Regions from separate parts of the Homo sapiens genome. Here region 2 is linked to region 1. Evidence: read pairs that join two places in POLR2A ChIA-PET (ENCODE). Cell type or tissue: GM12878. All regions are shown on one strand. Each heading gives the region's core, and the rest is flanking DNA. Links, peaks and the distances in the headings are about the cores only. Region 1 overlaps GRM8 (glutamate metabotropic receptor 8). Region 2 overlaps GRM8 (glutamate metabotropic receptor 8).

Evidence for each region. ChIA-PET counts read pairs that join two places held together with the same protein. Peaks named below come from ENCODE experiments on the same cell type or tissue, not always from the same donor. Only the 100,000 strongest peaks of a DNase experiment are listed, where the experiment ranks them.
Region 2: POLR2A ChIA-PET joins it to region 1 with 10 read pairs; 2 of 35 experiments call an interaction of 5 or more read pairs at or near these places.

What each region holds. Positions count from the first base shown.
Region 1 is chr7:126,691,809-126,708,582 of GRCh38, reverse strand. The region is part of intron 7 of GRM8 (glutamate metabotropic receptor 8); the gene reads left to right. Among named protein-coding and RNA genes, the nearest start is that of MIR592, 360 kb to the left of the region's middle. RefSeq lists enhancers at 5,861-5,910, 7,243-7,562, 6,639-7,838, 11,762-11,831. In GM12878, for the core only: a CTCF peak has its summit at 8,806; DNase peaks (open chromatin) are centred at 6,192 and 7,352; H3K4me3 peaks cover 1,817 bases; H3K27ac peaks cover 6,369 bases.
Region 2 is chr7:126,441,978-126,458,751 of GRCh38, reverse strand. GRM8 (glutamate metabotropic receptor 8) reads left to right here. Exons shown (of 11, transcript NM_000845.3): 10 at 12,380-12,626. Among named protein-coding and RNA genes, the nearest start is that of MIR592, 610 kb to the left of the region's middle. In GM12878, for the core only: no CTCF peak of the experiment used is centred there; a DNase peak (open chromatin) is centred at 8,261; H3K4me3 peaks cover 973 bases; H3K27ac peaks cover 1,779 bases.

The DNA.
Region 1 (16,774 bases), core at 4,051-12,050:
CTATGTGATATATAATCTATATATGATATTTTATATATATAGAATCATATATATAGATATATACATATCACATTTTCTTCATCCATTTCATCCATTGACAGACACTTAGGCTGATTCCATATCTTCACTATTGTGAATAATGCTGCAATGAACATGACAGTGCAGATATCTATTTAATAAACTGATTTCATTCCTTTGGAAATACACCTAGTAGTGATTTGTTGGATCATATGGTAGTTCTATTTTTAATTTTTTGAGAAACCTCCCTACTGTTTTCTGTAATGGTTACACTAATTTACATTCCCACGAACTATGTACAAAAGTTTCATTTTTCCACATTTCTGACAGCATTTATCTTTCATTTTTGATAATAGATATTCTAAAAGGTGTGTAGTGATACCTCATTATGATTTTAATTTGTATTTCTCTGAGGATTAGTGATGTTGAACATTTTTTCATATACCTATTGAACATCTGTATATCTTCTTTTGGAAATGCCTATTCAGGTCTTTTGTCCATTTTTTAATTGGATTCTTCATTTTCTTACTATTTAGTTGTATGAATTTCTCATATAATTTGAATATTAGATATGTGGTTTGCAGATGTTTTCTCTCATTACATGTTGCCTTTTCATTTTGTTGACTCTTTCCTTTGCTGTGTAGAAGCTTTTTAGTTTGATACAGTCCCACTTGGTATTGTTTGCTCTTCTTGCCTGTGCTCTTGGTGTTCTAGCCAAAAAACCATTGTCAAGACCAATGTCAAGGAGATTTTCTCCATGTTTTTTTCCTAGGCTTTTAATGGTTTCAAGTCTTACATTTAGATCTTCAATCCATTTTGAGTTGATTTTTGTGTATGGTGTAAGATAAAGGGCAAATGTCTTTCTCATGTAGATAGTGTTTCAAATGTAATTTATAAAAGAGACTTTCTTTCCTTATTGTTGAGTATCAGTTGACCATATATGAATGGGTTTATTTCTGGGTTCTCTATTTAGTTCCATCAGGGGGCTGTACCTTTAATGCGTTGAAACTCTAGAGCCTAGCGTAGACCTAGAGTATAGGAGAAGTAAACAAATCTGATGAAGAAAAGAAAGTCTAGTTAAATGAAGCATTGTCTAATACTATACACCCCCTTCCCCACATACATACCTTAAGGCAAGATACAATTTGCTTAATGAACACTCTCATGCCATTATAGTAGTCATCTTGTTTCCAGCTGGCTTACAACTTGGACTCCTCTCTGAAATTCTGAAAGTCAGTGTAGAAACTTTAGCCTTATTTAAAAAAAAATACTTGTACACAATAATAGCTATAGTCTTTTTGTGGAGGTGAAAGTTAATCTACCTTTGTTTCTCTGGTGAGCCATGGTAGGTTCCTGAGCCAGGGGAGCATTGTAATAATAACAGTGTTTTAGGATTTCTTTTTTCATTAGACATTTAAAAAAAAATAGAGATAGGGTTTTGCCATGTTGCCCAGGCTAGTCTTGAATTCCTGGACTCAAGCGATCTGCCCACCTTTCCCTCTCAAATTGCTAGGATTACAGGCATGAGCTGCGATACCCAGCCAGGAATATTTATGTAGTAAATATGTAGAAAGTAGATTGTCTTGAAGAGAGAGCAGCTATAAGGTGGCCAGGTAGGCATGAGGTAAAAAGGACTAGGACCCCAGTGAGCATTTTGTCTACCTTTGTGGTAGACATGGCAGATACCAGGTATATATTAAAACTATTGAATAAGGAGGACCATTGAAAATAACATGTGAAGAATTCACATAATGCTTTTTGAAACCAGACTTACAGTATCTTATATTATCTGTGGCTGTAACTACTCATGTTCACTTTTTCCTTTAGCATGAATTATTAGTAAAGGCAAAACATTCTGCATTCTGAGAGTTGACCTAATGTGGTGATCATTTTATGTGTTAACTTGACTGGACCACAAAGTGCCCAGGTTAAACATCATTCTCAGCATTTCTATGAGGGTGTTTTAGGTTGAGATTTACCTTTAAATTGGTAGACTGAGTAAGGCAGACTACTCTTCCTAATGTTATGGGCCTCATTCATACGGTTGACAGCCTGAATAAGACAAAATGGCTGACCTTCTCCAAGGAAAGATTTCCCCCCACCTTACTGACTTCAAACTGGGACATTGGCTTTTCTCTGCCTTCTGATTTGAACTGAAAAATAAGCTCTTCCTGAGACTCAAACTTACTGACCTTTGGACAGGAACTAGACCATTAGCACTCCTGGGTCTCCAGCTGGCCAACTCACCCTGTAGACCTTGGGATTTGTCAGTCACCATAATAATGTGAGCCATTCTTTATATCAAATTGTATTTATTATAAGGAATTGGCTTATTGGTTCTGTTTCTCTGGAGACCCCTGATTAAAACACCTATACTATAGATTTTTAAAATCTACTAGGCAATTTCTCTCAGGTTTACATGGATATTGAAACAAAGAGAAAAATTCAGATGTTACTTGCAAGCATCTTCCTACTAAATAAATTTTCCATGACATTAAAATTAATATCAACCATGGCAATTATGTGTTCTTTCCTCTCTTAAAGTAATGGTACTTTTATCTAAAATTCATTTCATAGTGATATATTTAATGATTACTTGGGTCTTCTTTACTTACATTAATTAGGCTTTAACAAACCAGACAGCCCATAACATAATAAATAGCTTGAAATTAATATAGTGAAAACTCATTAAAAAAACTCTTGGTTTCTTAATTTACTGCTGCTCCTGAATAAATATGCTCAGATATTTTTATTTTCTTTTAGTGTGAATCATTTCAACTTAAAGATTAGATGTTTAAATATTTTGAGGCTCTCCAATGTTTTCCAACAGTGAAAAATCTTAACAGTTTTACATCTCTTAATGACTATGAGTTCAAATAACACATTCATGATAACCTGTTAGTTTAATATACATACATGTTAACCTATGTATATTAACCTAACTTTTTAACTGATTACATATTAGTTTCATATACGTCCATACATATATATTTGTTTAGGCCTGTGCACAAATATATGTACACACACGTACACAGATAGGCTTGTCCACACATAGATCTATGTATATTCTCTCTGTAATTATTTCAGACAAACAAATATATTTAAGTGGAGATAAAATGTTTGTTTAGTGACTTACATAGCTACTTTTCAATGTATGGCAATCATAACATCAACCTCAGCCACAATGGTATTGATGATTATGATTATAATGATAAAACTTGCATATGTAATGGGCTTAGCAAGTTTGTGCAGCAAGGAGATTGGCAAGATGGCCCATGGTATCCTGCAATGCTAGGATTATATTTATAAGAATAGCAAGTCAGCTTTCCAGATAGTAATTATAGCAAAGTAAGCAGACTTCAACTTATAGTCTCAGGGCTACTGATTATTGGGGAACCTGCCCCCGATAGTCATGTAGGTTCTTTTCTATTTTCCCTAAGCATCGGCCGGATTGAGAAATAAAGGGACAGAGTACAAAAGAGAGAAATTTTAAAGCTGGGCGTCCAGGGGAGACATCACATGTCAGTAGGTTCCGTGATGCCCCTCAAGCTGCAAAACCAGCAAGTTTTTATTAGGGATTTTCAAAAGGGGAGGGAGCGTACAAATAGGGTGTGGGTCACAGAGATCACGTACTTCACAAGGTAATAGACTATCACAAGGCAAATGGAGGCAGGGCGAGATCACAGGACCACAGGACAGGACGGGGTGAAATTAAAATTGCTAATGAAGTTTCGGGCACCATTGTCATTGATAACATCTTATCAGGAGACAGGGTTTGAGAGCAACCAGTCTGTTAAAAATTTATTGGGCGGGAATTTCCTCTTCCTAATAAGCCTGGGAGTGCTATGGGAGACTGGGGCTTATTTCATCCCTACAGCTCGACCATAGAAGACAGCCAGACCCAAGGGTCCATTTCAGAGACCTATCCTCAGGGGCGCATTCTCTTTCTCAGGGATGTTCCTTGCTGAGAAAAAGAATTCAGTGATATTTCTCCCATTTGCTTTTGAAAGAAGAGAAATAGGGCTCTGTTCCGCCCGGCTCACTGGTGGTCAGAGTTTAAGGTTATCTCTTTTATTCCCTGAACATTGCTGTTATCCTGTTCTTTTATCGAGGTGCCCAGATTTCATATTGTTCAAACACACATGCTCTACAATTTGTGCAGTTAACACAATCATCACAGGGTACTGAGGTGACATACATCCTCCTCAATTTATGAAAATGATGGGATTAAGAGATTAAAGTAAAGACAGGCATAGGAAATCACAAGGATATTGATTGGGGAAGTGATAAGTGTCCATGAAATCTTCACAATTTATGTTTAGAGATTGCAGTAAAGACAGGCATAAGAAATTATAAAAGTATTAATTTGGGGAACTAATAAATGTCCATGAAATCTTCACAATTCACATTCTTCTGCCATGGCTTCAACCAGTCCCTCCATTCGGGGTCCCTGACTTCCCCCAACAACTGATCAGAGTTGAAAGAATATAGGAAACATATAATAAGAGGGTTGTAGACGTCCTGACAGTCTGACTTAATCATTTGCTGGTAGTATAGGTAGACAGAAGTCGTCCAGTTCTTCCTGGGCCTGAGGAAGTGTTCGTGAATTTGCAGGTAAGGACAGGGTCTGTGGTTGTAGGGTTAATAGAGGGAATGTCTGATAGGCTTTGGTAACAGCCAACATAAGAAAGAGGTGCTTTGGTGGCCAGGTGTGGTGGCTTAAGCCTATAATCTCAGCACGCTGGGGGGCCAAGGCTGGAGGATTGCTTGAGCCCAAGAGTTTGAGACCAGACTGGGCAACATAGCAAGACTCTGTCTCAAGAAAAAAATTTTAAAAATTAGCCAGGTATGGCAGAGCACACCTGTAGTCCTAGACACTTGAAAGATTGAGGCAAGAGGGTCGCTCAAGGCCAGGAGTTTGAGGCTGCAGTGAGCTGTGATCATACCACTGCACTTCAGCCTGAGTGATAAAGACGAGACCTCGTATAAAAAACGAAAAAGGTGCTTGGATGCACTGTGCTCTGAGGTTTTGTTTCTGACTCTTATGTTAAAACGTCTTGACCCTAGGACCTGGTTTAGATGAGGATTTCCATGGAAAACTGACTGTTCCTTTGCAGATTCTTATTTATAAAACTCTCCTTGTCAAAGTCTTTTGTCTGGTTTGCATCTCAACTTTGACTTGTGCAACCAAAGATACCCAAAAACAAAACGAAAACAAACTCTTGATGCTTCAAACATATGTTTATTCTATCCTATTCGTCTCTGTTTTAATGAATTACAGCACATCTACCTTCTGATCTAGCTGAAAGCCAAGAATTTAATTCCTCCTTTTCCTCACCCCTGCTAGTACTACTGACATAGTCCTATACTAATCTTCCTGCTTTAATTCCTTTTCTGCAAGGCATCTAGTCTAATATTCTTAAAACTAGATCATGCCTGATTGAAACTCCTCAATGAATTCCCAATATACTAGGAAAAATCTGAACTTGTCTCTCACTGACATGGCCCTAATCAGACTCCCACAGTGTCTCATTTTCCGCATTCCCACCTCTTCATTCCTCCAGCAACAGTGACTTTATTCTTGTGGCTTGAACGTGCCAAGTCTTTTCCCAGCCTTGACCCTGTACGCTTGCTATTTTCTCGGTCTGGAATTCTCTTCCCCTTATTTGCCACATGACTCCTTTTCATTCTTTAGGTCTTTATCACTTAGCATTCTGTGACAGATAACAGAAACCACTCCATTTTAATCAGAAGGGAACTTAACATGGTAAGTTAGTGCTTACAATTTTTTAGAAGGTCTTGGGAATAGCTCTTGATGTGGAACTATTCCAGACTCCAAGAACACCACCACAGAACTGGCCCTCTACATCTGCCTCATCAGGAAGCTGGGGAGTTAGAAGACTGCTGTCCCAACTGCTGGCTTCAGGGTTGTACTACTATAACCATGAGTAGGGGATCAGGAAGTGGGGTCAGAACCATTACCTTCAGGAACACATCTTATGTGCTGTCTGACAATAAGGAGACTGGACTTCTGTGCCAGTGAAGTAGACACCTTCTCTGCCACTGCGTCGTCCTTCTACAGTTTAGTTCTGAATCAGTGCTTCGCATGAGTATATCTGGTTGTCTGTGTCTAAATCCAGATCCCTAGCTGCGGAGGAGGATATGAAACATAGCTTTTAGCTTTCCAGTTTCTGGAGTACAAGAAGGTATGCAAAATGAGGTTGAAACAGATGATGGTCTGCCAGAAGGCCTCCCCTCATTACACCTGTCCATCCCATGAAATCCTATTATATCATCCTCTTTATTCCCATAATAGCAGTTATTGTAATCTCTATCCTTTTTAATTTGTTTTTCATTTGTATACTGTGTGAGTCTTCCACTGCTGGACTGTAAGCTCCACAAGGCAAGGGGCTTTCCTCACTTATGCAGGACTTGGCATGTGCGAATGCTAGCACAAATGTGTTGCTGAATTGAGTTGAATAAATGAATAAATAGAGCCTGCTTATTATTTCTATATTCACTAAACGACACTCATTGGTCTCTGACAAGATTCCCTTTTAGTTGGGGTGACCAAATAACTTGTTGTTCAAATAGGGACACTTCGGAGAAAGAAATGGGTAGCATGATTAATAATTATACTAAGACAGAAGGCATGACATGGGGCTGTCTAAAGCAAACCAGGCATATAGTCATTAACTCATTATAATCACTATTCTCTGACAGACTTATCTTCTTAGGTTGCCGAAGAGGGATCCAGATGTCTCTACCCTGGCCAACTCTTTTTACTCCTTCATTTTCCAGTAGTTGGGTAAGAATTTTGGTTGCATGGACTATAACAATAGTTTTATACTTCTTGTAGGATTTCTAAAACTAAAAAAAAATTCTCACAATATTTTACTATCTAGACTATTTGAACTTGATTCTAGATCTTGTAACAAAAATCAAAAGCAGGGTTCTAGTGTATGGTTTTCCAATGTCATTTTAAGTAGGTTACTCAGCAATCACTGGGAGAGTTTACTAGAAACAGATTTTTAAAAACATCTCTCTTGGAGCTACTGATTTCTTTAGAGGAGCTCAAGAATCCATTCCTTGTAAAACTACCAGTGAGTATGGCGCATGGTTAGATTTAAGAACCATGAGATAAGAAGCGTCTGAGCCCTCTTCTATATTTGGTACAAGGATTAATAAGTACTTTTAACATATATAATCATTGGCATTAACTACGATAAAAGCTGTAAATGACTCAGCAGTGGGAACTGACAGGCTACTGTGCTCCAGCGTGCAGGATGTCTGTGTGATGTGATGCATGTGTTTGCAATACAAGGCAGCCCACCCCCAACCTTCCGGGCCTGCAGCTGAGATCAACTGTGACTAACCTGATTCCAAAACTAGCTGACTCATTTCATTGCTTCCTGTTTCTCTTATTATACTTTGAAGTGTTTTCAGTGAAGAGCCTAGCACTCTGCCCAGTGTACTGTAAGTGCTTGGTAATTATTGGTTATATATATATACACACATATATATATACATTTATTAAAAGAAGGAAGGAAGAAAAGAAGGAATGGAAGAGAAGGGGAGAGGGAGGGAAGGAAGGAGGGATCAAGTAATGAGGCAATATGGTAAATATAGTAGAGAAACAAATTTACTGTTCTTTATCAGGATGCAATTTTAGGAATTTAGGATTTAGGAACATAAACACAAAGTATCTTGGGAACAGGACAAAATTATGTCCTCTGTTGTTTCAGATGACTTGTTAAAAACTGAAATTTTGTTGCACTGGTTTTTACACATCTGAGTGCTAAGGTAACTGCTTGTTTGACTGAATGTAACTTAAAAATATATGTAATGGACATTTTTTATTTCTTTAAATGGTGTAACAGGTTGATGTGAGAATGGACCTGCTCAGGGTGAACTAAATTGGGACTGGAGTCCCAATTTATCACCCTCATCAAATTATGTAATTTATTTCTTTCAAAATATTAAACTTTAAAATACAGATTATAATAACATTTATTTTAGGATTATGAGAATATGAGAATCAAGTGAGCTAATGAATGAGAATCATTGTTTTGAGAATCAAGTGAGCTAATGAATGAGAAAGTTCTAGGAAATATTTTAAAGTGAGATTAAAAAAGATTACTTGCCCTTTTCACTGAAACAGGTTTTCTTAAAAATCAATCATTAATAACTAGAATATAGAGGCATGCTGTATTCAAATCTGTTGCAGTCTTCAGCCTTATTTTCATTATATTGAGTTCTTGATTTCTTGATATATTTTGCGTCCAACATGGTTTCTTTCAGATACCAGTATCTGAAAGAGCTTTTTAATGAAATAGATTTTTAATATTCATTCATTGTCTAGATATTGTGAAATTGCTGTTGTTCTATACCAATCTTAGACATAATACAACCTGCAGTTACTGATGTGAAATTGAATGGAGAAACTTCATTCTGTAAAGTTGAATCAGTGATTAAAATAACCCTATGAACTATCTGAACAGTGTGTGTGCCTTGGTTCTGGTTTTCTTCTATCTAATTGTAGTCCCAATATCAGTTAACATCCTCCATCTCCCTGTGCAGTGATGCTTACTTACTCTGAACAGATGTTATAGTGACTGGAAAAAAATCAGTTTATCCATCAATAGACCTAGATCTCATATCTCCTAAAAATGTACTTTCCATCATTCTCTTTTGAGCCAGTATTTATTATTGTCCCAAAAAATGTGCATTGCAACTGGAGAGATGCAGCCAGCTTAGGCAAGCATGCCTCTAGTGGGCTTAGGGCATTTCTGGGCCACTCTGTCTCTTTATCTGGAGGCTGGAAATGATTGTTTGACACACACCAAAGGGAGAACTTCATCAGACACTGAAAATGGTACCTTGTAGCCTGCAAAAAAATACTTCCCATTGCTCCAGGGGTGGAGAAAAGTAAAGATGCAGAAACATAAAAGTCAAAATCAAAATGTAATAGAAAAATGAAAGAGGAAATAGAAGAGGAAGGTGATAAAAATAATGTATGAACTGCTTTTTTATTTAGCAGTCTTATCAAAATCACAGGGGATTTTTTTGTCTGTCAGAGTCTCAAATCCTTAGGCATCTCATGAAATATCATGAATTTTCAATGTGCTTTAAATTTTACATTTTTGAAAGCAAGAGAATTTTCTTACATACTGCATCAGTCCAGCAGATAAAAACTAGCACAACAGAACTCTTATAAACTTATTTTTGTCGAATTCACTTCTTATAAAAGCAGTATAGTTACAATTGAGGGAAATAATGGAAAATGGCTTTGCTGTGAATTTTGATGGCTTTGTTGAATCTTTAAATCTAACCTCATTCCGTCTATCATTAGTCTTTTCCTTTCATGCCTTTGATGGCAATCGTGTTTTACAGATGAACCCATTAATTCACTGGGAGGTTAAGTGATTAGCTCTGCCTGGCAGTCAGGTGCAGGGTTAAGATTAGATAAAAGTCCCTCAGGGTCTAGTGATTGCTAAACTTTGAGGACAGTGACCCTCCTTATTATAAAACCAGACATTCAGAAATTATCTAACAGCTTCTTTCACCACATTCCAAAGAAAGTTTATTTACCTTTACAGAGAAAGTGCCTATGATGGTTTTAAAAGCCAGGTTGCTAGAAAGACACTTTCTCCTCAGAAGCTAATATAATTTAGAGAGAATTTCTTGAGAGAAATATAAATGTATTTCAATTTATGCATTGCCTACATAATTAATAATAAAGTAAGTATTTTTTTGGCTTGTTAATATTCCAGGCACCCCAACAAGCTCTATTGGGGTTACGAAGGTATGCAACTCTTAGAACCAACCCACACTGAGTCATTCATTGTTTTGTTGCTTCATTCATTCATGACAGACAATTCATTTATGACAGTTGTTAAATTTATGAAAAAATAGCTTGATTAGGAAAGGTTTCACGGTCTAGATTGTATCAGATGGATAAAATGTTAACAGGCACAGAAGTGTGAGTCATTCCAGGTATAGGAAATAACATGACAATCTCCCTCCTAAATAAATCTCTGTGGTAGAAAGACATAGTAACATTTAATGAGTAGCACACATGCACTGATATGCCTAGAGCATTTTGTAATATGTGGAAAGTAATTTTAATATAAGTTAAATATTTATAAAATACATATTTAAAAGATAAGCATCATTTTTTCTTCAATTTTGTGATTCATCTAGTTTTCTGTAAATGGTAGAAAATAGAACAATTCTATTATATTCCAATCCTTCCTCCACAACCCTCTCAATAAAATTATAACAAAGAACAAGCCACTACATAATTCCCCTTCCACTTACTGTAGAAGAAGAACAACTCTTAATATTAATTGTGAGGGTTTCACCAGAGTATTGTCTAATTAAAGATGACCAGAGAAGCGGCAGCCTCAGAGACTCCTTTAATTTGACATCCTGAATACGTAGCATGTTTAAGAGTAGTTCTCAGGGGTAGTTCCACAATCTATTCCATTTGTATAAACCTCCAGAACTTCACTGAGACAATAGGAGTATGTAAAGGAATAACTTGCTTCCATGAAGAACAAATATTTACTGCATTTGCTTGCATTGTTTCTCAACTTTTTAGTAAATATTTTATTTCTGAAATGAAAGAACTGTTTTGTGCAAAAATTCCTTCAAGATGCAGATTTCAGTGAACTTGGGGTTCCAGCCATTGCAGCCTTGAGTATAATTTCCACCTGAAGGTTGAAGAGATGTGAGCAACACTTAGGCACCCCTTCTATATTTTCAGCAAATAGTGTTTTTAATGCTTCTTTGTTCTTCCCTTGTTAAATCTTCAGATTAGTAACTGCTGATTAATGCCCCAAAGAGAAGGGATTACAGGCAGATAAGTATTGCATACTAATTTCCTTAAATTTGGGGATGGGCAGAAATATGGAAAGATGTGAGTAAATGTTATAAACATTTCAAAAGAAAAAAAAATGACCCACAATGGGGAGATGTGTTAATGTGTTGTCCAGGCAATAAAAGTGCATTACTTTCCTTCTTTTATTGTGTATATTTAAGGCATACAACATGATGCTTTGATAAATGTATATTACATATATATTTAGTGAAATATACTAAGGTCAAGCACATTAACATATCCATCATGTCACGTAATTACCTTCTTTTTTATTTTTTGGTGGTAACAGCACCTAAAATCTGCTGTCTTAGCCAGTTTCTAGTATATAATACAAAATTATTAGCTGTAGTCCTCATGCTGTACATTAGCTCTTGAGACTTACTTATTTCAGTTGTTTATGTAACTGCAACTTTGTACCCATTGACGTGCATTTCTCCATTCCCCATCCCCTCCTTGTCCCTGATAACCACTGTTGTACTATCTTTTTCTATGGGCTTGACTTTTTTTTTTTTTTTTTAATTCCACACATAAGTGAGAACATACAGTATTTGTCTTTCTGTGCCTGGCTTATTTCACTTAGCATAATGTCTTCCAGGTTTGTCCATTTTGTCACAAATTGCAGAATTTTCTTTTTTTTTTTAAAGGCTGAACAGTATTCTCTTTTGTATATATTATGCATTTTCTTTATCCATTCATCCCTTGAGGGACACTTAGGTTGCTTTCATATCTTGGCTATTGTGAATAGTGCTGCAACGAACATTGGCGTGCGGATATTTCTACAAGGTGCTGATTTCACTTCCTTTTGGGTGTATAACCAGAAGAGGGATTGCTGGGTCATATGGTTTCACTTCCTGGGTGGAAGCCCCCCAGTTTTGAAGGCCTGTATTCAGTAAACTGTCTACAATAATCCCATCTGAGCCTCCTTTTCTTCAGCCTCTGTCTGTCTTTGTTTTGGCATCTATCTTCTCTGATTTGTTCCTTCCCACGTCCCTTCTCCATTGCCAGTTCCTTTTAGCCTCAGCAAATAAACATGTTCCAGTTTCTTATTTCATGAGAGAAAAGTAAAAATAAATAAATAAAAACACAACCTTTAAACCTTCTGCCTCTCTCTCAGTAATAGTTCCTTAAAGAAAGGAGGCTTCCATGTGTTACCACTGCGTCATTATCCTCAGCAAACTAACACAGGAACAGAAAATCAAAGACCGCATGTTCTCACTTGTAAGTGGGAGCTGAACGATGAGAACAGATGGATACAGGGAGGGGAACAACACACACTGGGGCCTGTCAGGAGTAGGGGGCAGGGAAAGAGAGAGCATCAATATCAAATAGCTAATACATGCGGGGCTTAATACCTAGGTGATGGGTTGATAGGTGCAGCAAACCACCATGACAGACGTTTACCTGTGTAACAAACCTGCACATCCTACTTATGTATCCCAGACTTAAAATAAAATGCATTTTTTCAAAGAGTTTTTGTTTCTTAAATTTTGCATCCAATTCCATGCATCACTCACTTCACCCTAGTCCCAGCCCTGTGTATCCACTTGTGCATTTCACAGGTAACTCAAGCTATTTGTATTCTACCTTCAATCAAGCCTTCTTTCACACTGTTACTCCCTGCTTCTGTGAACGTCATCACATTTTACCTGGTTGTAAAAGCCAGAAAGCTGGGTTGCCTTCACCCTTTTCTTTATCCCTGTCTCTCCAACCTTATAATCAGTGATCATATGTTGCCTCTTATGGCTCTTTAATATCTTTCTTCAGAAACACTCTCTCTACTTAAGACCCTCCTCATTTCTTTCCTGAATGGCCAAGAATTGTCCTCTAACTATTCTTTTGTGCTAATGTGTCCCCCGCCCCATCCTTCTCTGTTTTTTACGTAATTGTGGCCAGAGAAATTTTTCTAAAATGCAAATCTGATCATACATCCTTGACTACTTAAAGTCTTTCAATACCTTTTTATTGGCTTAGCATAAAGTCCAAAATCCTTAGCAAGCCGAATAAAAACCTTAATCATCTGGACCTCCTAAGCCCTTCATTTTACTTAATTGTCACTGACCAATTAAGACCTTTGCTGAAATACTTGCAGGGAGGTAAATAGGTTATTTCTCACAGCATTGGGCCTTCTAATATGCTTTCTTCTGCCTGAGATTCTCTTCCTGTAAAACTCAATTCATAGGGCACATTATCCAGGAATTCTTCTTGATGTTTACAGTTTCAGCTAGGCAGTCATTCCATCTACTCCTTGTAATTCAGTACTTCCGTTTCATAGCTGATACTGTTTCCTGGTCAGCCTGGTCTCCATGCTATGAGCTATTTGGAAACAGGGACCATATATTTTAATCTTATGTCTCTAGTACATTATACAGTTCTTGGAAGAAAGTAGGTATTTCCAAATGATAGAAGATATCAGTATGGAATATTATTCTTTTCTCATTTTCTTCATAATAATAACAGAATTCCCTTTAAAAATGTTTTAATATATTACTAATTTAGTATTTTGATGGATCAAGATTTGGCTATCTGCCTAGAAATAGTTTTTCTCGAATATAGGCATCTCAGTCCCTCCCATCTCTATTCCTCCTCTGTTGGAAAAGCCACCCATCAATGCAATCCTAGTACAAACTGAGATGCTTAAAAATCATGATATTTTATTCCGAGGATATCTATGAGGCAAGACTGGGGATGCAGGGAAAGAGTAGTTTAACAACTGACAGGACCACTTACATTCTGTTTCTCCATTCTTAAGCTCAGACCCCCAGATACATGTTAGAATCAAGGCATGAGACCATTGTTGTTGGCCACATTAAATGCCTCTGGCTGGACTTGGAGCTGAACAAGAATTGCATGGACATCTAGTCCAGACAAGGAGCCTCAAGAGACAAACGTATCTCAAGGTTCTGACTGACCTAGACTAATATAATTTAATAGCAAATGCATGAAAGCGTCATTAAATGTAACTAGTTTTGCCTAAGCAGAACCCAGAGGAGAAATGTAGATCTAAAATAAGACTTAGTATATTTCAACACTCAAGAGCTTTCTTGATCACTTTAAGGCATGCTAACAATTTTCCATATGTATAACAGTTATAAGGCAATTAATGGAATATTTTGCAAATCAATTGCAAAAAAGAGAAGAAAAAAATTGAGTAAGTAACAGCTGAAGTAAAAAATGAAACTGCTATAAATATAGATAATAGCTTCCATTAAAAGTGTCTTCCAACATTGGAAAGTTTAATCACAGTTACACTCAAATCATTGGTTACACTCTATTTCACAGTTATCCAGCTTGGGAAAATCTATGCACTATTAAACATGATAGGTTCAATGTTTTTTATAATATCTGGTCAGCAGTGGAAAATTTTGTTAGCTAATTTCATTAACAAGTTTCAGTTTCATTTAATTCTAACAATAATAATTAAAAAGCAAGTACTATGTTTTAGATGGTGCATGTCTAATCTGTAGAGGGGGAGGAATTTTTCTAAATGTAGAGGAATTGAGTCAGAATCACATAGGGAAATATAAATAGACCTAACTATTTATATTTAGTTAATAAATATAACTATATATAGTTTAGTTTGTTTTCTTATAAATAAATAAGAAAAACATAGTTGGGAGAAATATTTGCCTCAAATATAAGAGAAACGTTTAATACGTTGAATATTTATAATGGTCATACAAATTTCTAATGACCTATCTTAAAAAATCTTAAAATAGCAATTTACAAAGGGCATATTCCAACAATTTATGAAAGAAACTACATTTGACTGATACATTTATGAAAATGATTAAGACTTAGATGTAATAAATGAAACATAACTTGAGACATATTTTTCATCTTTTGAAATAGAAAATACTTTGAGAAGAAATATTTTGGATTGATAAGAAGGCACAGAGATCAGACTACTATTTTATATGCCCAGCAAAAGATTAAACAAACTATAAAACAAAGAAAACTGTCTAGAAAATAATTCGGCAAAATATTTTCTTCTTGCTCTTTGGTTCAGAAACACTACTTCCAAGAATTTTACCCTAAGAAGTAATGTAAAACTTTTAGAAAAAGTATTTGTACCTATTTTAAAAGCTTTTTATGTTAGAAAACAAAGGATATATAAATGTCAATAGATTGGAATATAATACAGGCATTAATATTGTTGCTTATAATAATTTAACAAAATGAGACCATGCTAATACACATAAACTGCAAAGCACCTACATGCTGTAATGTATTGTACTTATATACACCAAAACACTGAAAGAAGAATGCTAATTCATTACAATGATCATCTGTGGTTGCCAGTCTTATTGTTAATTATTATTGTTTTCTTGTATTTTTAAAATATATTTTTGATTTTTCATAAGGAGCATTTATTATTTTCATAATCAGAAAAAAGCATTTCTAATAAAAGAAATTTGGTTGGAAATGTATCACAAAGGAATAATAATGTTAGTATAACACTGCCTATTACCCACTAACCTCAAGCAAATTAGTAGATTCTTTGTACCCATGTTGACAATTTGGTTTCCCGTCTTGCCATTTGTTATTCCAGTGAATGACTGCTGTGATCTTTAGAGGAGGTGACATATCCAGTTAATCTTAGTGAAGTTTGAGGCGATTAGTTTGTTATTCACTCTTCCAGCCAACTTTTTCCTATTGAGGGTTTGGAGAGTGAAGTGGGGTGAAGGCAACACCATTCTTATTGCTAAAATAATTTAATAAGGATAGTTATATAAACAAAGCATTAAGCTGTGAAGAGAAATTGCCCATAAAGTATAACCTACTAATTTTCTGATCCTCCTTCTGTTTTACAAGATTGATATTTGGAAGGTGATTATTTTACTCTTTCAGGATTTGACCTTTGATAGGAATCAACTCCCTAAGGAATAGTTTGGTTAAACTAAACCTTAACTGAATTCCAAGTTAGTAAGGAACTCATCCTCAATAGGGAAGAGAAAAAATTGCAGTGTTTTATTTTTTTTTCCAGTCAGAACAGTGTATAACTACATTCTACAGTTAAGCAATATTAGATGTAGTCTTTGGGATTCTGATATATTCTCAGTTTACTGCTTAGTGCTGTAGTATTTTTCCATTATGTGCTGCTGCAAGAATTCAATCTTCCCAGGATGGCATATTGAACACACCTTCCATGTGGAGAGTAATGCCATGTCCTGAAGATAGTCCCCTCCATTCTCAACATTTTTAACACACATCATCTAATGTTGACATCAAGGACATGGAGAGGGCCTTAGTCATCACTGTCCTTGGTGGGGGACACTTAGAGTACTTTGGGACTCAACCTCAGGCATTTCCTCATCATTCTTTGTCACTCTCATTCTATAGCAAGTCAGCATATCTGCTACTGTTCCAGAGTTTGACCCAATTATAGTAGAATTTCAAAGGTTGTGGTATCAAAATTAAAATTCTGGTACTCAAGAATGTGTTTATAACTTTAGTGATACACATAGAACTAACTGTTGGATGGAGAAAGTTCGTTAGCCCACTCACTTCTGTGTCAAGGTCTTTATTATAGGAAAAGCTTAATTCCCATTGTGAATGGGCAACATTTTCTTTTCTATTCCTGGCTTTCCCCTCCAGTTCTCTTTCTTTTCAGCATGTTTCCCTCTCCTTCAGAATTCCAAAGCTCTGATCTTCCCTCCATCCTACCCTAAACTTGCCATTGAGAAAGAACTCCATACAGTCCTTCATGCTCAGACCTAAATGTAAGTTTACAATGAGGTTTCTGTCATTCTTTGTGTCATTTGCATTTAAAAGGGCCCGAAGATCTAGGTAGTCTACCAGGATTAAATTCTCACTGAGTAGAATTCCTTGAGTGAGCAGATCTGTCAGGTGTATTTTAGGGGTTGGTGTCTCTTT
Region 2 (16,774 bases), core at 3,637-11,636, 250 kb after region 1:
TTTAGGTGAAAGGATATAGTCTCATGTTTCCTGTTATGAAAATTTTATTTTTGTTGCTGGATAACCTAATTCATAATTGATCTCTGTGAAGCTCATTTATGTTTTAAAATAATGCAGTGAAAATGATAATTTTATTACTGACTTATTCAAACTATTCTTAATTATATATTGTATAATCAAATTTCTATCTTTGAAAAGATGAATTAAAATCTCTCATGATGGTTATGGATTTGTCTATCCTTGCATTTCTATAATGCGTTGCTTACATACATTGTGATAATGGATTAATTGTATGTGTGTATATATATTCTTTGCATAATTTAATGATTATATCTTGCATTCTATTTTGTCCTATATTAATATTACTTTCCAGATTTCTTTGTTTACATTTTCCTGGCATAGAAAATGTATTTTCAACTTGGCTTATTATAATCTTTATATATGCTTTTCTCTTTTGAGAATACAATTTAAAATCAAACCTGATAATATCTGTATTTAAATAGGGAATTTAGTGTTTATAATGAAAATTAATGATTTATGTTTGCTAATGTTTTCTGTTTTCTTTTTACTATGTTCTCATGTTTCTTTTTTTGTCTTCTCTGAAATTATTTTAACTGATCAAGTTTTCTCTCATTTTTTTTCATTTGATAGTTCAGGAGTTTTAGATACTATTTTCATTTTTTTCTAAGTTGCTCTTAAACTTTAAACATACACTTTATTTTTTTTTTTGGCTAACAACATTTAGAAGTAATTTGCTGGCATATTTTTAAAATCTTATATCACATCTTCTTCCCTTTTTAGGAATAATTACCAAATTATTGGTAATTTATGTCTTGTTTCTTGTTTTCTTGGTCAACCTTGTGAGTGGTTTAATTTTACAGTCTTTCCAAAGATTTTTTTTTTTAGCTTTGTTGATTTTCTTTATGTTACATTTGTGTTCTATTTTATTGACTTTTATCTTTATTATTTCCTTCCTTCTATATTGATTGGATTTAATTTTCTCTCCCTTTTCTTTAGTTTTTTGAGATGAATAATCATATCAAGATTTCTTCTTTTGTGTCTGCTTTAGCCCATGACTTTTGATATGTTGTATCTTATTATTCAGTTCAAAATATTTGCTAATTTCCATTGTTTTTCTTTTGACTTATGAGTGATTTAGAAATGTATTGTTTAATTTTCAAACAGTTGGCAATTTTCTTTTGTTATTTATTTCCAACCTAGTTCTATTTTCTAATCTGATTTCACATTAGTCAGATAGCATACCCTGTATTTAAATCCTTGAAATTTTTTAGGATTTCCCAGAATGTGGCCATCTGGTAATTTTTTTCTGTACAATTTAATAGATTATTTTTCATAAGTTTTGGAAAATTATTGTCCAGTGTCTCTTTTAAGTGTTTCTTTTTATCTATTATATCTCTCCTTTCTTTCTAGGACTTAAGATTCATGTTTATTCAAATTTTGTATCATGTTTTATATATCTCCAATAATTTCTTTCTGAATTTTAAAAATATTTATAGTCTCCATCCTTCACCGTGGATATTTTTTTTACTGATTTATCTTTAATGCATCAGTCATTTCCTGCCATGTAGCTAATTAGTTATTAAACTCATCTATTCAATTCAATTATTATATTTTTCACTCCTATAATTTTTGACTTCAATACACACACACACAGGCACACACACAGACACATTCCAGTCCTCTGATGAAAATATCGTATTATGTATTTTCTTCAATACATTTATGTTAAAGTTTTGTCTGAGAAGCCTGGTTCTGATCATCTGTGGCACCATTTCTGTCACCTGTTTAGTTTTTGTTGTTGTTTGCCCACGGTTTTTGGTCATTTGTTTTTGTGTCCTAGCATGCCTGGCTGGTAATCTTTTATTGAATAACTGACATTGTACATTTTAAAAAAATGTAGATGTTATATATATTGTTATTTCCTTCTAGAGAAGCTTCAATTTTCTACTAGTCGGCAATTGAAATATATATATCAAGACATTTCACCTTGATATAATCTGGGATTGGGATAATTCGAGGATAAGTTTCAGGTTTTTATGGATTTGTCTATTTCTGATTTACCTTTCCTCCTCAGCAATATCCCTTTAGATATATTGGCTAAATGTCTGATATTTTATGAGTAATCATTCTCCTCCATGGACCTGAATTCTAACTGAATTCTCTCTGAATCTAGATTATGTTTGATTTTTTTTTTTTTTTTTTTTTTTTTTTAGCTTGCTGCTTTCTTACACTTAGGATTCAGCAAAGTCTCAAGGGAAAAAAAAGGTATAAAATACCCGGTTTACTTCTCTGTAGTACCCTAGAATTGTGGGTCCTTAAGTCCTGATTGCAATGATAACCCCAAATTCCAGATTTTATCTCCCTAGTCCCATGAGACTGCTGACAGGTCTGTCTAAAGATTTCTGTCTTTCCTATGTAGAATCAGTACGTTACCTGGGAATAAGAGGCAGTGGAGAGTGCTGGACATATGTCAATGTGCTTTCTTTTTCCTTACTAGGATCTTGGTCCCCTGAGTCCTGGCTACCTTGGTTCTCCTCTGACACCTCCAAATAGTCTTTTTTCCCTTAACTTTATGATTGTTTTATAGTTATTCTCAGAAGTTGGTTTGGTTTGATTATAGCTACTCCTCCATAGCCAGAATCAGAAGTCCTTCATCTACTGAGATTTTATTTTAATGATTAAAATGTTAGCTTATATGAATTTATTTGATATTTTTATGGATTTGTTATTTTTTTTTCAAAACTTCTCTAAGATAACAATAATTTTAATTCCACAGTCTTCCTTCTTTAGCTCTATTGGATCTATTTTTGTATGTTTATATTATTCTCTTTGTAAGGTGTCTTGATTCTCCTTAAGTATTTGCTAATTCTTGGTTGTCAGTTCATCTGTATTTGAATCCACCTTCGCCTGCCTGCTGTATTGTCAATAGCCTGTCTCTGGTGCTATAGAGGTGGAATGGTGCCTATGCAGCAATGTCTTCTGCATGTAGGGAATCCCTGTTCTTTCTGGTGGCCAGTGGTTCATCAGAGACTTTTCTGCTCCAACCCAGTGCAAACTCAATGCTAAACATCATTTAAAAGATTAACTTATCCAGCTCTTCAGGCCCATATTCTCAGCTAGATTATTTTGTCAAGTTTAAGAAGATGTAATTATAAGAAAGCCAGAGCTGTTCTAGGATCCACATGAGGCTTTTATTTATGAAGAAAGTAGCTGATTAATAACAGCAGAAACCCTCTAATGCACAACTAAATATTAATTGAAGTGCTTTAACTGTGCCTCTATTATTTAGAAGAAATTTGGCCCAAATCTATTAGAAAAGGGATGCTTCTCTGATTTGGAGAGGACTCAAGTCACATTAATCCTGCTCTTTCACTTCTCGGTGTATTTATGGGGGCCAGATGGTGTGTGGTAAGGATATGGGCTTTCAAATTAGAGAAACCTCAGTTTGAATCTACACTTTATTTTCATGTATTGTATGACTTTTCAAAAGTGACTGTGTCTCAAAAATGACTTCTTCGTGACTGTGTAATTCTCAAAAATAGACTTATTCATTCCTACCTTACAGGATTAGTGTGAGGGGTTAAATAAGTGCATAAAAGTTTTGGCATAATGCTGTACTTGATCCTCAATAATTGATAGATGTTATGGTTGTAGTTATTGTACAGTATCTAAACTCATCGTTTTAATCAATATCAGACATCTTTGAGATTCTATTGGTATATTTAACCACAACCAACTACTATCACAGAACTTTCAGAACTTTTTCAGTGATATCAACTCCCCATTCCTGTTAGTTTTCCAGGGCTGTATCACACACAGGGTGGTTTAAACAATAGAAATCAATTTCCTCATACTGCTGGATACTAGAAGTCTGAGATCAAGGTGTCAACAAGGTTATTTTCCTCTGAGGCCTCTCTCCATGGCTTATGGCTTGTAGATGGCCATCTTTTCCCTGTGTTATCACGTGATTTTCCTTCTGTGTGTCTTGTGTCCTAATTTCTTCTCCTTATAAGCCCATCAGGCATATGGGATTAGGGACCACCAAAATGACCTGATTGTAACTTAATTACCTCTTTAAAGACCCCGTCTTCAAATGCAGTCACATTCTGAGGTACTGGGGGTTAGGCCTTCGAAATACAAATGTTGGAGGAGACACAATTCAGCCCATAACACCATTTTTCTTGATTCTTACTATATTAAGGGATATCACCAGAAAAAAAAAAATAGCACTTTTAAAACATCATGTGCCTCCGCAAAAGCACCTGCACTGAGTTACTGAATCAATTATTTTGTCTTTAAAAAGGGTTATAGAGAAAATATCTATCTGACCAAGATTTAGTGCCTTTCGCAAAACTACAGTTGAAACCATTTTCATAATTTTACCAACTTTCCTTAGATAACACAACCTGAATTTATTATTTAGCCTAAAATTTAAATTCTAGCAAGGCTTCCGTCTCTAGGCAGTGATAAATATAGGATTCAACATATTTTCTCTTTTCCTGGCTTCTAGAACTATAGACAGATAGATAGAGATAGAGATACTTTAAAATATAGTTCAGAGATAAATTTTGTTCCTGAAACAATTGTTTCCTCTTCCTTGCTTCTTTCTAAACTAATTTATACTTTTATTTATTTGTTCTCTACCTGAAAATATTATTATATTTTGATATCCGTTCAAATGATAATAATTAAAGACATCCCCATTGCTGTTATTCCCAGTTCTGTCCATGCTGCTGCAGTGATAAAGGGCCAAAAGTTACCATGGAAGCAGAAATCCACGAAGGAAAACATGAGCAAAAATACCTGTAAAGGAGGAATTAATAAGCACTGAGAGAGTAGACACCTTGTATTAATTTTCATATACATATCCCAGTAGAAAATGCAACATCAGTTTACTTATTTACTATATTTCTGTAAATAATTCTCATATATAATAATTGAAAATTAAAGACCACATTTTATTTAATAATGCCATAGTTTTAAAAATTTACTCTGTTTTTAAATTTTCCATCAGGCTTTAATAAAAACAAATTATTTACTAATCCAAATATTAAAGATCACTTATGTTTAATTATAGTCATTGTAAATCAGATAGATTTTCTCCTTCTTTAACAGATCTTGAGCTTCCTTACGTGGTTCTTTCCTATCATTAGAGAAGCTGATATTCTGCTTGTTGGTTGATGCTGTATCATTCTCTTTAGCTAGTTTCCACCTCTCCCAATCATTCCAAGGTTAAGGGTTCAGAAAGACCTCACAGGAGGGAGAACAAGCCCTGCTCTGCATCTGTAGTCTTCCTTCACAATTCTTTATTCGTAGCTTTTGATTTGACTCTTCATGTTGCAAATATGTGTCCTGAGCCGAAAGGGGATGTGATAAGTGACTGCAAATGGATTACAGACAACTGGTCTCCACCTCCACTAATGAAAACACAGTGCAATGTATCTGACCTGCTGCTGGGTCAGCAGCACTGTGATTTCTACCTGACAGGAGAAACACAACACTCAGGACGGTGATTTTTCCCAGAGTTAAATTGGACTATAATTCTTTGCTGTGGTGACTCTAAAGTTTCCCACAAACATAAAGTATATTTCCTTATGAATAAACCATTTTGCTTGTATGTGTGTGTGTGTGTGTGTGTGTGTGTGTGTGTGTGTGTGTGTTTCTGCTATAAAGGCTAAAAGTCTTGAAGCTGATTTTGAGAGAGAAGTAGTGTTAAGCGTTTCTGACGTGGAGAATGAAGGAAGATGAATAGAGAACAGGTTGTCAAGGTTAAATAATGACAATAAAGCTATCCCTTATTAATTAATATATCCCAGGCTCTGTGCCACTGTGTATATATGTTGTCTCACTAAATCCTTTGATTTAAGTCTATGAAAACTTAGAAGTAATGTGAGTGCCTGACCCTCAGTTATACAGTTAACTTGTTTTGAGGGCAGATCCCAGAGCTCTCCTATTCCCAAAGTGAAAACGACTGACTTTGAATTATACTGTTCATTGCTGATGGAGAGCAAAATGGCCCATTATTACCAAGTTTACTGTTTAAAAGGGCATTATGTTTATCTGCCCAAGATTACATTTCTCTCCCAGCCTAGAGATTGCTATGAAAAAGAATGGAGTCCTCCAGTCCTCCAGTTTTCTGATATTTTGTAGTTTCAGTATCTGTTTTTTTTTTTCCTTCTTGGAAATACATGAGTTATATTCCTTAAAACCCAAATTTGGGAGTATGAACTCACACCAACTCAAAAGATTATAGAGAATGTCTGTTATCCAAACAGTTTTCTTTCCTTTTTTTTTTTTATTATACTTTAAGTTTTACGGTACGTGTGCACAACATGCAGGTTAGTTACATATGTATACATGTGCCATATTGGTGTGCTGCACCCATTAACTCATCATTTACATTAGGTATATCTCCTAATGCTATCCCTCCCCCCTCCCCCCACCCCACAACAGGCCCTGGGGTGTGATGTTCCCCTTCCTGGGTCCAAGTGTTCTCATTGTTCAATTCCCACCTATGAGTGAGAACATACCATGTTTGGTTTTTTGTCCTTGTGATAGTTTGCTGAGAATGATGGTTTCCAGCTTCATCCATGTCCCTACAAAGGACATGAACTCATCATTTTTTATGGCTGCATAGTATTCCATAGTGTATATGTGCCACATTTTCTTAATCCAGACAGTTTTCTAAGTGCTGAGTTTACAGCCGTGAACAACACAGGTAAAATTCCCAATATTCATGGAATTTTTATTCTAGCTAGGGGAAATAGGTACCACATACATTAAATGAGTAAAATATATAGACTTTTAGGATATAATGTGTTAGATACTAAGGAGTGTGATAAAGCTAGGAATACTGGTAGAAGGTTGGGGGTTACAATTTTCAATGGTGTGTTCAGGAAAGGTCTCACTGAGCTGGGGCATTTCAGTAAAGACTTGAAGGCAGTGAAGAGGCAAGCCACCAGATATAAAAGTCTGGAAGTAGAAGCATGCCTGGTATGTTCCAAGATCAGCCAGGGAGCCAGTATGGGTGGAAGGGAATGAGTAAAAAAAGAGTAAACCAGAGGAGTTCTCAGAGGATCTTGTGGACCATTGTCAAGATACAATCAATGGGAAGTCATTGGAGAGTAGGCTTTGGAGAGTAGGAGTGACCTAATTCAGTTTATGAATAATGGGATTATTCTAGCTTCTGTGTTAGGATCAATCAAATGCTCAAACAGAAGAGAGCAAGGGCAGCAGGAAAGAGAACACTAGGACAGTTACAGTACTGATCCAAATGAGAGATGATGATGGCTCTGAGCAATGTAACACCAGTGGAGACATTCTGAAAGTTCTGAGCAAATTTTGAAGGTAGAATCAATAGGATATGGTCATAGATAGGGTGGGAGTATAAAAAAGGAGTAAAAGACAATTTCAAGTTCCCTGTCCACCTGCTCTCCCAAGAACTAGAAGCACGGTATTAATGAGATAGGGTAGACCACTGGGAGATCAAGTTTAGGGATGAAGATTGGGAATCAGAGGCTTGTTAAGTTTCAGATGCTGTCAGGCACCGAAGGGAGTGACCCAAAAGACAAATGCCTTTCCTAAGAAAAGCCCGGAATTTGTCAGTATATAAGTGATTTTTAAAAGAGGACTAGCTATATAATTTGTGGAACCCAGTAAGAAATGAAAATGCAGGAGTCTTTCTTTAACAATTATTACAGACTTCAAAACATTCGTGGCAGAGCATTAAACCAAGCATGGGGCCCTTCTATTACAGGGTCTTGTGTACAAGTGCACACCCATGAAGCTTGTCTTGGTTTAAGGGTGTAATTCTAATATGATCAGCAAGCGAGTAAGAGACAGAGAGAAAAAGACTAAGCAATGAAACTAGGAAGATATTTAATGTAAACAAGACAGGAACAAAATAAAAACGTTTGATATGAGCTTGGTAGTGGTTTCAGGCTCAGCCAGCAAAGCTGAATGGTTGCCTCTGGTTTTTGCAATTTTCAATTGCTAGGGGAATTTTATGAGTTTGGACTTTTGCATGATAGATTGATTTGGGGTGTTACCACCCACAGGACAACTCCAGTTTCTCTATAAACTTCTTCATCTTTAAAAAAAAAAAATCACTTCTAGTAGTAAATGGTATTTTGAAGTCCATTGGCTGCTAAAAAGCAAAAGAAAACCCATTTTTTGATGCAAGTTTCACTTTGGCAGACACGCAGATGAGGAAGTAGAAACAGAAGCAGAGAAATACAGGCTGTCAGTGTTAGTGTAGCTTTCTAGCTGGTCAAACGGTATGCAAAGCAGCCAAACAGAACCTGGTGACTAAAACAAAGTGGTAAGATTAAACCATCGAGGGCAAAACAGAAATAGTCAGGAATAAATACTGAGTCTGTTTCTTATCACGTGGCATAAAGTTGCTTTGAGTGTTAGGTTTCATAATAGTTTACCTTAGTTACTAAGGGGTTGCAAAAATACCAGGTTGGATGTCAGAGTCTGTGGTGGTCTGTGCACTGGCAGCTGGTTGAAAGCAAAAGACTGACCTTTATCCTGGAAAAATAAAATCTCCTCCCTCCTCACTCTTCCTGGAGTCTTTAATGATACCACATCATGGCCTACGTTGAGTAGACCTTGATATGTACAAATGACCTATCCAGAGTTTGAAGAGGGAACTGTAATAGGTCCCAGAAAAGATTTCATATTAGTATGCTCCATTGTCACAGCTCACCCCTGGCTTATCTAGAGATTGCTTAAATCTGCTTCAGGGCATCTGACTGCTTCAGGTTCAAAATGTCCATGGGGCATGGAGGCAGAGTAAGTAACAAGCCATCAGTGCGTGTGATAGAAAAGATAGTCCCCATCCTCTGGGTGTTAGTATTTTGGAGTGACAGGGCCAGGAGGGAGCACGTAAGAGAAGGCTGGGAAAGAGAAGATTATTATTGACATATCCAATATCATTGCTAGCATCTCTTGAATTTTTGTGGGTTAGTGGGAGTTAATACAGTCCCCTCCTGCATTCTGATGAGCTGTAACTTTGAGATAAAGAGCTGTTATATTATTCTAAGCATGTGGCCCAGGCAGTAAATATGGTCTTGAGTTCACATTTGGACAAAATTTTATTCTGTCTACATTGAAGTGAGATTACAAAGGCCTTTTCCTCAACATCGTATAGTCAGAGCCTGGCTATCAGCTCTTCTCTAAACAAAACTGGTTTGAATAAGTGTGTAATAGGTCCTTCTTTTGTCCTATACTCCTGGGAGGATACTTTGTTAGCATATTTTTAGATGCAAAGTTGTAGGGTAAAGAATGTTTCTTGAGCTATCTTGTATCTGTAAGAGATTTTATAAATATATCATGCTACCCTGTAACTCCTCTATGAGAAAAGTATTACCCCCAACCCCACCCTGTGACATAGATAAGAACTTACTGTTCAGAGAAGAAAATAAGATACCATATTTGTCCAATAACCAGGGAAGATTGATTGGTTTAGATTGTAGCCTGGGAGGTTGGTTTGGGGACTTTAATCACCCAGAAAATAACTCTAGAGTTTCTCTGTAAACTTTATCTTTTAAAAAAATGTATTTAAGTGGTGGTTCAGAATTCATACCCAGGTCTACTGGAACATATTCCTTCCATGGCCCTGTAACAAATGCTAGGCCACTGTAAGGTTGTGGACTTAGGGTATGATTTTGTGGATTTCTTTAACTTTTATTTTAAGTTCAGGGATACAAGTGCAGGTTTGTTATATAGGTAAACTTGTGCCATGGGGGTTTGTTGTACAGATTATTTTTATCACCCATGTATTAAGCCTAGTACCTGTTATTATTTTTCCTGATCCTCTCCTTCCTCCCACCCTCCACCCTCCAAAAGGCCCCAGTGTGTGTTGTTCCCCTCTATGTCTCCATGTGTTCTTATCATTTAGCTCCCACTTATAAGTGAGAACAAGCAGTATTTGGTTTTCTATTCTTCTGTTAGTTTGCTAAGGATTTTGTTAGATGCCTTTCCTGTATTAAACTCACATTAAAATTTTTCAGAAGCTGTCTTAAGAAAGTACATAATTAAGATCAGCATTTTGGTATAATTTGAAAGTATAGCGTCCAATGAAGAGCTTGCTACACTAACCATGGTACTATTTAATTCTAATATCTGTGTTTATTACATCTTTCATTGAGTTGGCTTGCCAAAAGGATAGACTGCGGTAATTTATTTAACGAGGAAGCTAGCATTCCAAAGTCCTCTTCATGTCTAATATTTGGCAGGATTAAATTTACTATATATCGCAGAAATTATTCCAAATAAGAGAAGACTATTATTTATATTTTTGGTAACAGAGAAAATGTATAGGATGTTTATTACAAAAATATTTTTATACTATTTGGACTAGTACTATACATGTTAGCAAGACTAACAGATTAAGGCACATTTAAAAAATCCAACTAATCAGTATAGATGTTCCCATCATTTTATGGCTGTTTCGTCGTTGGATTTGTTTGTTTGTTTTTAGGCTAAATTGACTTGAAAGAGTCTGACTGGTGGTTTTCTATTTGACTGGCATTGGAACATGTATGGGTGTGGTTTGTACTTTGCCACATTCTTTTCTTACCTTTATGTCCTCTCTCTGCAGTCAATTTTCTATGTAGGTTTTTGCAGCAATGCTAGCTTGAAAATAAGCAGGAATTCAAAAAAGATTAACCAATACTTAGGAAGCTTAGGAATGTTTAAAATAATAGGTTGCTTAAAAGTAGATGGCAAAACTTAGGAGATTTATAAGCCGTAAACGTACACATCCCTATTTCATTGGGATGGTCTTAATTGTAGTAAATCTTGTAAACTTTGTAGTAAATCTCGTTAAAGCATTTTCCACACTTAAACAATGAGCTCTTATGCAAGGATGCAAGGACAGCCTTAGTGGCAGATGAACTGGGCAGTAAATTCAGCAGTGTGCATGGTATGATTTTATATCCAAAGACAGTTTCTTAACTTGTGCCTCACATCCTGCTCATGGTTTGGACAGTTCTTTACCGCAAGGTTTTGCCATCTGTTAAGAGAAACCTTCTCCTCTAGGAAAAGGCAACACTAATGCTGATTCAGTTATTTACCCTTGAGGGCGAATGGTTTTTTTTGTTTTGTTTTGTTTTGTTTTGTTTTTGATTCTTTATTTAAAAGGACACAATTAGTTTGGTCTTGAGGATTGCCAGATGAGATCTAACTAGTATGATAGATGTTAGCAAGACTAACAGATTAAAACATATTTAAAAAATCCAACTAATCAGGATCATATTCAGAGATGTAAATAGAGTGAACAGATCTATTAATGAGGGTCGTAGATATGACAAAGGGAGAATCTCTTTACAGTCTTAAGATGTGGTTTCTCCGTGGCCTCAGTATCCCAAGTTATTTGGGGAAAATTCTATTTTGAGCTCAGGACATGAAAAGTGGAACCAGATCAAAGGTTTTTGTTTCTGTTTTTAAAGAATGAAATACTGCTGTTTCTGTTTCTATACCATAACCAAAAAAGAAAAAGCCAAAGCAGTGATTTTAGCTTTGGTTTTTTTTTCAGATTCTTAACCTCTAGCTTGTAGAAAGAAAAACCTTCCAGAAAGAGCTCTCTCTGTAAGTATCAGAGCAGTCGATTTCAGTGGGATAAGGGCAAGCAATGAGCACAGGGGGAGAATTTCAGAATGCAGTGACCGGGACCATATCCCAGTGCATATATCTTGGAGGGAGGAGATCTTACATATTTTATAAAAGCACCTGACTTATTTCGATATGATGCTATCACTGAGAACCTTCTGGAAGTGTTCTTTAGAGGGACTGTTAAAAAAAATCAAGCCCTTATGACATGCTTGTGATTTTTGGTAGTTGGAATTATGTAATGATGTGAAGATGCAACCACTAGCATTATTCAAGCACAGGTGTGTAATAGTGATGTTCTGGAATGTTGCACTCCCACTCTATTTTCACTATGTATACTTACCTTCTGGGTTAAACTTATTGCTACAATAACACTTGGCCCACTAGTACCTTCTAAAGAAGTTCTGTGTGGCATTAAGTGTTAGTGTTTTGCCAGACTGGTTTGGTCCCCTTCCTTATGTATGTTTATTTATAATCTAAAAAGGAAAATAAACTCCACCAGCTTGGTTGTTTGTATTTTTATTTTAATAAATTGGGTTCAATAAAAAAATAACCTTACTCATTTACATTTGCAGGTTAGGACACAGGAATGGTTGACTATAATTAAGGACAATTTCAATAAGTGCCTTTTAATGTGCCTTTAGCAGAGAAGCTGGAACAATTTTAGAAAATAGTATGTTATTTGCTTTATCTCCTACTGTTAGGCTTACCAACAGTGATTCTTTTTTTTTTCTTCCCTCAGATGTACATCCAGACAACAACACTTACTGTCTCCATGAGTTTAAGTGCTTCAGTATCTCTGGGCATGCTCTATATGCCCAAGGTTTATATTATAATTTTTCATCCAGAACAGAATGTTCAAAAACGCAAGAGGAGCTTCAAGGCTGTGGTGACAGCTGCCACCATGCAAAGCAAACTGATCCAAAAAGGAAATGACAGACCAAATGGCGAGGTGAAAAGTGAACTCTGTGAGAGTCTTGAAACCAACAGTAAGTCATCTGTAGAGTTTCCGATGGTCAAGAGCGGGAGCACTTCCTAATAGATGTACGTTGAACATTCTTCTCCTAGTCTTGGGGATTGTGCTACATGTTTCCAGGGGCATGATGGTACTCACATACCGTGACACCATCACATTTAAAACCATTCGAAGCAAATGGTCTCAAGATGAGCGGCTGTTCTACAGAGTACAAACTTGCTCACAAAATCTCTTTTACAAAGCATGACATTCAGATCTTTCTTTTGAAGCATTACAAAGCTTGGTATTTGAAAGCGTCATCTTCTTATAAAAATTATCTTTTAGTACTTGGAAACAATTCCACAATTTTTCTTGTTCCATACTGGGTGCTTTTTATAGTATCAGTAGTTTGCTGATACTTACAGAATATCACTACAGATCTTACACATATAAATGATGTTATTTGTGCCTTTAGGGAAATGAGAACTCTAGTTAGCCAATATGTTTAGTTAAGTCACAGTTAATACTTGTTTCTCCCACGTGGTCCCCTTTCCTTGGGCTTCCTGAGGGCTTCCCTTGACTTCCCTTCTTGGATATATTAAGATAATTAAAGTTCTTCTTTAAAAGCCTCATGATCCTGGAAATAGAATCTTTTCTACAACCACCTTTCCATTTTTCTTTTCTTTACCTATTTTCGTCTCTACAGTCCACCCAGGAAAAAGCACATGATAACAATACACAGAAATCTGTGCTCAACCAGTAGAATTTAACTGATCTATTGAAGCCCATCTTGGTATCTATGAAAGAGTGGCAAATAATTTGAAGATTTGTATGGTAAAATACCAGGAAGCTGAATATGGTAAACATTACAACCTTTACCTTACTAGGTTCTACAGATGAATCAAAAAAGAAAGAAAAGCAAAGGTACTTGTATTAGAGTGGCTTCCAGTCTTTTGGAATATAGCATAGGGATTCAATATTTGTTTTTTCTGTTTGAAACAGGAGCTTGCTCTGTTGCCCAGACTGGAGTGCAGTGGTATGATCTAGGCTCACTGCAGCCTCTACCTCCTGGGTTCAAGTGATCCTCCCACCTCAGCCTTCCAAATAGCTAGGACTGCAGGCATGTGCTGTCATGCCCAGCTAATTTTGTTTGTTTGTTTGTTTGTTTGTTTGTTTTGTAGAGACAGGGTCTCACTCTGTTGCCCAGGCTGGTCTCTAACTCCTAGGCTCAAGTGATCCTCCCACCTAAGCCTCCAAAAGTGCTAGGATTGCAGGTGTGAGTTACCACACCCGGTCAGGCATTAAGGACAAAATCCTATGCAAAAATATTCTCTTCCTCTCATATTCATCCAGCAGTCTGTATCCCCTACTCTCCATACTTTTGACACTAAATATAAGAAAAAACTAAAAATTAATTTTATTTGGTTTAATTATTATAGCAACTTATGGTCTACATTCCATCTACAAACCTTCTTTTCTATCAAGATTTCTAGATAAGCATTGTCTACTCTAATTTACCATACACAGAACTATCCTGTGATAGTTAATTAGCATTGCTTAATTAGACATATTGGTTTCAGTTACTATCAGCTTACCTGGAATCATTAGCCAGATTGGTTCTAAAAAGATTATCTTCGGGTCACCAATACCAAATTTAGTCACGTGTAGAGAAATGAACCTTACAAGAATTTCACAAACACCCTCCACATATTCACCTTTCTGCAAACATGAAACCTTGTGAAGTAAGAAATATGCGAAGCAAGGTAAGGATGGGCTTTAGTAACAAATCATTACAATCATCTCTGAGTATAGGTAAGCAATTTACTAATGATAAACCTATTTCGGCTCTTAGCAAAAGGTATACTGTAACTGCCATTAAAGGCATCAAAGTAGAATGCTTGTGATTTGAGGACAGAATTTTACCTTTTTTCCTACCTTGACAGCATTAGTGTAGGAAGTTGAAAGCTATTATAGGATGCCAATAAACTGCTGTTGGCCAGTGATGTAATTTGAACACTGGCACTTCTCACTATGACTCACCAGAGTCTATTGTTTTACCTGTTTTTCTCTTTTTTTTTTCTTTTTTAGCAGCAATCCAGAAAACTTTATAAAATATGGTTGCCAAATTAAAGAACCAAACTTATAGTGATATAAATACCAGTCATTCAGACTCACCTTTGGAAAGTGGTGGAGAAAAAATTTAATAAACTTTTTCACCACTTTAAAAGAATAAATACATGCCCTGAAAAACAAAATTCTCAGTATTGATAAGAACCAATCTCATATTATTGAAGTAAATCTCATACAGATACTGTTTTCCTTTGGTTATTTTCTATTAATGTTGAAATGGAAATTATATAGCCTGCATGTATTTCTCTATTTTCTCTAAAATAAGAATGAAAGATTGCAAAAACAAGGCCTATTTGGAGGGTAAGCCTATAATATTCTGGAGGAGTCAGATGCTCACGTTTAGAAGGTGAAGTAAAGTCAAAAAGTAAATCAAGATAATATCAGTTACTGCCTGAAAAAAAAGTTTAATTGTACTTTGGAGATTTTAGTGCATTGATCTTTTACAGGAGTATAATTTAGGTTTGAATAAGTTGGGCCGAAGTAAAGTGATTACAGTGTACTCATTCAGGAGAGAAAGATGTGTGACATCTTCACACATCCTTCCACAATCCTACTCCAGATCACCATTTTTAACCTTTGTTCACTTCCATGGCCATCCTACAATGAAAGGGTAGATCTGTGTTCAAGATTTTAAAGTTTCAAAAGCTACACAGAGTAAATATAAGTAATACGAAGCTGGATGGGAAACCAATGAGTGTTGTGTTAGTTGCTGAATTTGCAGACTATAGTTTACATTTTTAAAAAAGGTCAAGTGTTATTTCACAACAGAGTGCGAGGGGAGTTAGAAACAAAGTTGATATATATGAATTTTGCCAACTGTACCCAATTAACAAATGCTGTACATAGTATTCTTTAAGCTATGTTCATGAATAATTCATGAAAACAGCTGCTGCTGGAGGTAGATTTGTTTTTTCTAGCTTATGAACACAGTGTGATGCACACAAGGAAATTAATTTACTGTTGCTGTGCTCAAAAACTGATTTTCATATGAGCATATTCATCAGCACCGTGAAAAACATCTCCCTATGAACTCATTGGTACATCTCTGATTCATTTTGCTCTATAATACTTCTGGGATAAAGATTCTTGCGAGGTATCTGCCATCCACAAAGTTTGTCCCTTATCATTGCTTTCATGTTGACTAAATCATCTGATTCCAGAACCTTACACTTCCTTTTCTAACCAGTAGGAAAATTAGCATTGCTGTCCTTTTGTGAATTGTTTTCTCAATTCTCAATAGAATTCTACCATTTTCTTTCTAGAAACCATGTTTAAGAGTTCAAAAAATAATATGTTAATTTTTAATTAGCTACAGAGCCCCAAAGTTAGAAAGATCCTTAAAACTGATCTAATCCAAACTGCCATCTGTTGAATGGACATCTTCTGAAAACTTTATTGTTCAAGATCTATCAGCTCTTGCTACTCTATTTCAACCATAATTCTTTTTCTAGCTATATACAAATTTTATAACTATTTCATACATTTTAGTTATTGTTGAAAATATTGAACAGTGTAGGAAGTTGGATGACCCTTTTAACAGTCATTTTTATCACTCTTATGACAATTTTTCTCCACCTTGTCTGTGAAGATTATATGAAAGTCCTTCAAAAGCAGAACTGAAGGACAGATTTTATTTTCTTAGAGGAAATTTAGAGGCATACGAGAGTATTATATAAATTAAAAATAGAAAGTAAAAGTGAGTGATCATAGAAAATCATTGTGTTTCACTTCACACCAAACCAAATGTAACAAATATTTTACCTTTTGGAAAGGTTAAGTAGAAAGTAAGACTCCATTAGGTCTCATGTATGGTTCATGGAAAGAAAAGAAAATAAGGAAGGAAGAAAGGAAGGGAGATAGGGAGGAAAGGAGGGAGGGAGGCTGGTTCTATATTGGTTCTTCCAGACTACAGCTGTTCCATCCCGATCTATTCTGCTTTTGACCTTACAGGAACACAGTATTGTAGGTTTTGAACCAGTGATAAAACTGAGGCCCAGTAACCTGGCCCAATGATTTTTTTTTTTTCACGCATTTTGCAGGGAATAGAATGTA